2 separate regions of the Homo sapiens genome follow, and region 1 is linked to region 2. A link is an interaction called in ENCODE POLR2A ChIA-PET data of the cell type or tissue named here. Cell type or tissue: OCI-LY7. All regions are shown on one strand. Each heading gives the region's core, and the rest is flanking DNA. Links, peaks and the distances in the headings are about the cores only.

Region 1 (2,925 bases), core at 223-2,722, 53 kb after region 2:
ATGTGACAATATAAAAATGTTTTACAACAAAGTCAAATCCTATTAAGTGAATAATGGGAATAGCAATCACAAAGTGACTACTTCTAGGTCAGTTATGGACCATATTAATTAGTCAGAAAAAATTTAACCAGCCAGTAAGATATCATAAAATAATCATCTCTGGTATTAACAAATCAGGCTTATTTCTCTCCAAGACAGGCCAAGCCAAACTAAAATAATGAAAGGTTGAATGTGCAACCTGCTAAACAGTTAAATTGGTGAAGATTCAATTCAGTAGAAATGATAACAGAAACAAGTTACCGGCCGGGACGTGGTGCCTCACGCCTGTAATCCTTGGGAGGCCAAGGCAGGCGGATCACCTGAGGTCAGGAGTTCAAGACCAGCCTGGCTGACATGATGAAACCCAATCTCTACAAAAATACAAACAAAATTAGCTGGGCATGATGGCAGGTGCCTGTAGTCCCAGCTATTCGGGAGGCTGAGGTGGAAGAATCGCTTGAACCTGGGAGGTGGAGGTTCCAGCGAGCCGAGATCACTGCACTCCAGCCTGGGCAACAGAGTGAGACTCCATCTCAAAATAAAAAATAAAAATAAAAATAAATTACCTTATTAAACTTAAAGGGCATAACTAGGGTTAGCAATTAAGGATTAACTCAGGGATTTGCTGGAACTGGTTGACAAGAGTGTGCAAAAGTACATTAGGATCAAAAGAGAGAGAGGAAGAGCAGTAGCAGTTTGACTCATGGTTGTTACCATCTTCTGGGATAAATGCTCCGGTCACTTTGAGGGTAATATAAGAGGGAGTAGGGTTTGAGGCATGGAACTTGGGGAGGCTACAAATGTTAATGCTACTAAAGTAGAAAGACTGTTCCCAGGGGCAAGTTAAGAAGGGGAGAAAGAAAGGGATAGAGGTTGTAGCAATTCCAACATCTCAAAGCAGCAAGTTTTTCTTCAGAAAACTTGAATATTAGCTATATTTAAGTAAAGGCATAGTTATCCTAGGTCATTATACCTAAAGTAAAAAACAAAAAGCCCACCCAAAGCATGGTATTTTATTTTTTTAATTTAATTTTTTATTCTGAACCGATCGAGAACTTGGGTTTTTTTAAAGTCAGTTTTAAAAATATAAAATTAGTATTTACTGATGAGAAACAACAAAAAATTCCAACAGTACATGAGGGCACAAAAGGAAAATGAAACCCTCTTTCCCTCCAACTACCGCAGAGGTAGCCAAAAGTATTCTGCAAAACCTTCCAGAAATTTTGCATATGCTAAAAATAGTACTTGAAACATGTTTTTTATTTAACATATTCTAAGCATCTATTTCTTTTTTAATCTAAATTGTGTGTAATTTCCTAAACATCCTACTTCAGTTATTCTTTTTTGGGGTGTGTGTGTGTGTGTGTATACCCAAAGCTGATAAGAAAAATGAAAAAAAAAAGCAAAAAATAAAATGAAATAAAAACAGATGAAATAATCTTTTCTATTGACTTTATATCCTTGCTTTGAGAAAATAAAACCACTTACATCTCATTTTTTTTCTGAGAAACTCTCCCTATAACTCCCACCAAAACAAATAATCTACAGTAAGAAAAAGGACAGTAACACTGAAGAAAAAATTTATTTTTGGAAGAACAAATCTGAGAGAGTATCAAGGAAATCAAAACTAACAGATGCAACCTATTATAAAAAAGGCACCTGAGCACAGATGTGAGATTCAGGAAATGCTTCTTAAGAATTCTCTCTTCCTACCCATTTGTGAAGTGGGTAACTTAAGTGAAAATTAAAATAAAACCCACAACTGAAATTTTGGCTATGAAAGCCAAAAAATGAGAAATATTCTAGAACACATGGAAAAAAGTTGACCTTGACCCTCACTCTAGGACAAGCCTTTAGGGTGGTTTCAGTGACCTACTGTGTATTGGAAGGATGGGCTGGGGAGGTACGCAGCAGCACTGCCATGACCCACTATACCAAATACCACTACCACCTTCCATTTCATGCCAATAAAACCTGAAATTAAATTCCCATTACAGTTTCAACCTTGTTGGCTTAAGGAAAACAAGGCCCTCTCTTTACCATTTAACAAACATTCATGGAAGACTCAGTCCATTCCAGTTTTATACTTAAACAAAGATGAGAACACCACTGTTTTCTCAGCAGAGGGCCTGACAGAAAAACTGGGGAGGAGCTAATAGTCTTGAGATCCCATGGCAGTGAGAATGGAAAGAAGACAGCAAAACGATACATAAAGGAAGATGAGGTTGAGCTCTCAAACAAGATCCTCATATCCTCAGTCATACATTTTTCCTATAGTTAGTCACCATCCAGAGCCACCATTTCTGAAATCCATTTTGTGACAACCACAGAAGTTCTTATAATCTGACTTTCTGGATTAATTTATGCTCTTCCTTCGCTATGTAAAGTATATTGGCTGATTGATGCTTAGGGTTAGTGGGTTAATTGTTACTCTGCTTGAATATTTTGCAACCACCAGCTGCATCAAATGCTTACCAAGAGTCAGCTGTATGTGTCCCAAACCTGTTTATGCCAATTCTATTTATATAATTATAAAACTGAATTAAGTACTATGTAAACTACTGATTTTGAATGCAAAACTAGAGTGGTAATTTTAATGAAAGCCAGGCTAAATACTTTGAAATGACTAAAATGTAAATGGCTAAAAAATTAAAATAATACTCACAACTGAATTAGGCATATATAATATTCTACAATATAATATAATATCTAACATAGGAATAGCTTCAGCATCTCCTAGAAAACTTGTTAGAAATGCAAATCCTTGGGTTCCATCTTAGACCTACTAAATCAGACAGTCTGGGAGTGGAGCTCACCGATCTGAGTTTTAGCAAGTCTTTCAGGGAATTCTGATGCAGAATTCTGACGCATAGTATTTTTCAAATA
Region 2 (2,925 bases), core at 224-2,723:
TCTATGTACTAGGCATTGGGGATAAAGTAGTAAATAAAACAAAGATGGTTCTTGTTTTAATAGAACATACATTCTATAAGGAAGACTCTGGCTATAAAGAGGTAAACAGAATAGATTTCTGGGCAGCCAAGGTAATAGTGACTGTGTACACTGCAATCACAGTCCTCTATCCTCCCCAAACTATATAAACTATACAAACTATACAAAGGCATGCAAATTCCATGACTTCGACATAACTAGAAGATACAGAACAATACAAACATCAAATTGCCTTTAATTAGAAAATATAAGCACCAATTTCCAGCAGAGGTATTTCTCAAGCTCTCACTCTAACCCTTTGCAAAAGGGAAGGCAGAGTTGTGGGGGCAATGCCCAGAAGAGTAGAGAACAAAAGGGCTCAGACTAAACTACGGTAACCCCAAGAAGGAGAAAACCACTACCAGTGTGAATGCCAGAATACTGAAAAAAAAGTTCTAGAAAACCAGAGCAGACTATAAGAAAGGAACTTAACAGTATAAACGAAACTTGAGGAGGTAGTCTTAGAAAGGCTGAAGACAGTTCCAAAAAGCAGAAGATAAAAGGAAGAGAAAGGAATCTTGCGGGGTAAAGGGAAAAATAAGCAAGAAAGGAAAATTTAAGACCAAAGAAAAACTATTAAAGGACATACAATCTTTCTTCTGATTGTCTCTGCAAAAGAGGGTGTTTTTGAACTAACAATTTATAAACCACCCCAAACTGCTATTCTATCCACAAAATGCAAATGTGTAAGCAATCTTCATCTACACAAACTATTACAAAAGGAAATAGAAAATAGAAAATACTAAAAACACTTGAGTAGATGAATCTTCCAAAAACCAACTATGAATCAGAAGAAAACTCTAACTCAATATTCCACTCTGAACTAAATATTCTCAAATAAGCATTTAAAAACAAGTTTGAATTATATATTGAAAAACTTAGAATAGAAATAGGTAAACAAAACTCCAAAGAACAGAAAGGTTGATTGAACTCATGAGAGAAACAGAAGAAAAAGGCATAATCTATCAGAAATGAAAACCGAGTTATAAGGACCCAAGGAAAAATAGATTTGAATAAAACTATTTTTAATTCAATTATTACTTATTATTTTAAATAATCCTAGAGAATGAAAGTGAGATAAAGTAAAGAAAACAGAAAGAGGTTGCAAAAAACAAAATCAAATTACACAAGATTGGAGCTCCTGAAGAAGAAAAATAACACATTAGAACAGAACTAGTATTTAAAACTTTTATGCAAGAAAACTTCCTGGAAATAAAGAAAAACCTGGATATACAAATTAAAAAGGCCCACTGTGTACCTGGGAAAACACCCTCAACAATGTATTTCGTGAAATATTCTAGTATATCATTTAAACTTTATTTAAAAAATAAAGGAAAAATCCTCAGGGCACACAAGCAAAATGAGTCCAAAACTTATAAGGCAAGAGAATCAGACTGGAATCAGATTTCTCAAAAGAAATATACAAAACAAGGCAATAATGGAGTGTCATTTTCAAGTAACTCAATGAAAGAAAATTATGAACCAGGGATTTTATATTAAATATCCTGCCAAGCTCTCGCCCCAATACTGAATACATGAGAAAAAAAAAAGTTTAAATAAGCAAGATCTCAGAAAGTATGTATCCATGAGCTCTTTTGCAACCATCCACAAGAAGATAAGCTTTATCCAACCAAGAGATCACTGTGGAAACTTCAGAAAAAGGACTTAATGGTGAGTGCTATGATTTGAATGTGTCCCCTCCAAAATCCAAGTGTTGAAATGTAGTGGCCAATATGATGCTATTAAGAAGTGGAGCCTTTAAGAGACGATTAGGTCATGAGGGCTCCTCTCCTCATGAATGGGAGTAAGGTCCTTATAAAAGAGGTTTCCCCTCCAGTGTTGGTGGCTTGCTCTTCCATCTTCCCCGATGTGAGGAGGCCGCATTCATTCCCTCTGGAGGATGCAGCAACAAGGCAACATCTTGGAAGGGGAAAGCAGTCCCACAACCAAACCCGCCCGTACCTTGACCTCGGCTTTCCAGCTGCCAGAAGTGTGAGAACTTTCTGTTCTTTATAAATTACCCAGATTGTAGTTTTCTATTACAGCAGCACAAAAGGACTAAGACAGGAAACATTTAATATATTTAATGTATAAAGACTAAAACAAATGTAGATGATAGTTAAAAAATAATCTGTTTAGTATTCTGACGAGGTAGAAATAATGCAACCAAAAAACAGGGAGAGAAAGAGAAAAATGAGAGCATAACAAGCACATTATTATTAAGTGTGTTAATAATTCAGAGTCAAAGGATATCATTAAAAACTAATAAACCAGGCCAGGCACGGTGGCTCATGCCTGTAATCCTGGCACTTTGGGAGGCCAAGGTGGGAGGATTGCTTGGGCCCAGGAGTTCAAGACCAGCCTAGGCACTAGAGTGAAACCCCACTTCTACAAAAAATTAAAAAATTAGCCAGGCTTGGTGGCACACACATGTAGTCCCAGCTCCTCGGGAGGCTGAGTAGGGAGAAATTCTTGAGCCCAGGAGGTCGAGACTGTAGGAATCTGTGATTGTGCCACTGGCCTCCAGCCTGGGTGACAGAGTGAGACTCTGTCTCAAAAACAAAAAACAAACAAACAAACAAAAACCCCCAAAAAACAAACCAGACAGTATACGTTTAAATACGAACACAGGTAACTAGGAGCATTTTAAAGGAGTGGAAGTTCAAAGGTAACCACTACAACAAAACTAAGACCATTTTAAATATCAAGAGATATTTAAAAATCAAGAGATAGTTAAAAAGAGCAAAGAACACATCATATAGGAAAATTATTAATACAATGCACACACAGAAATGATAACAATGAATTGAGACCAAACATAAAAATCATATCAATAAACATGAATGA

The links. Peaks named below come from ENCODE experiments on the same cell type or tissue, not always from the same donor. Only the 100,000 strongest peaks of a DNase experiment are listed, where the experiment ranks them.
Region 1: POLR2A ChIA-PET joins it to region 2 with 5 read pairs; 2 of 35 experiments call an interaction of 5 or more read pairs at or near these places.

What each region holds. Positions count from the first base shown.
Region 1 is chr5:79,440,581-79,443,505 of GRCh38, forward strand. The region is part of intron 4 of HOMER1 (homer scaffold protein 1); the gene reads right to left. Among named protein-coding and RNA genes, the nearest start is that of HOMER1, 72 kb to the right of the region's middle. In OCI-LY7, for the core only: no CTCF peak of the experiment used is centred there; a DNase peak (open chromatin) is centred at 1,711; H3K27ac peaks cover 747 bases.
Region 2 is chr5:79,387,653-79,390,577 of GRCh38, forward strand. All of the region lies in intron 8 of HOMER1 (homer scaffold protein 1), which reads right to left. Among named protein-coding and RNA genes, the nearest start is that of HOMER1, 130 kb to the right of the region's middle. In OCI-LY7, for the core only: no CTCF peak of the experiment used is centred there; no DNase peak of the experiment used is centred there.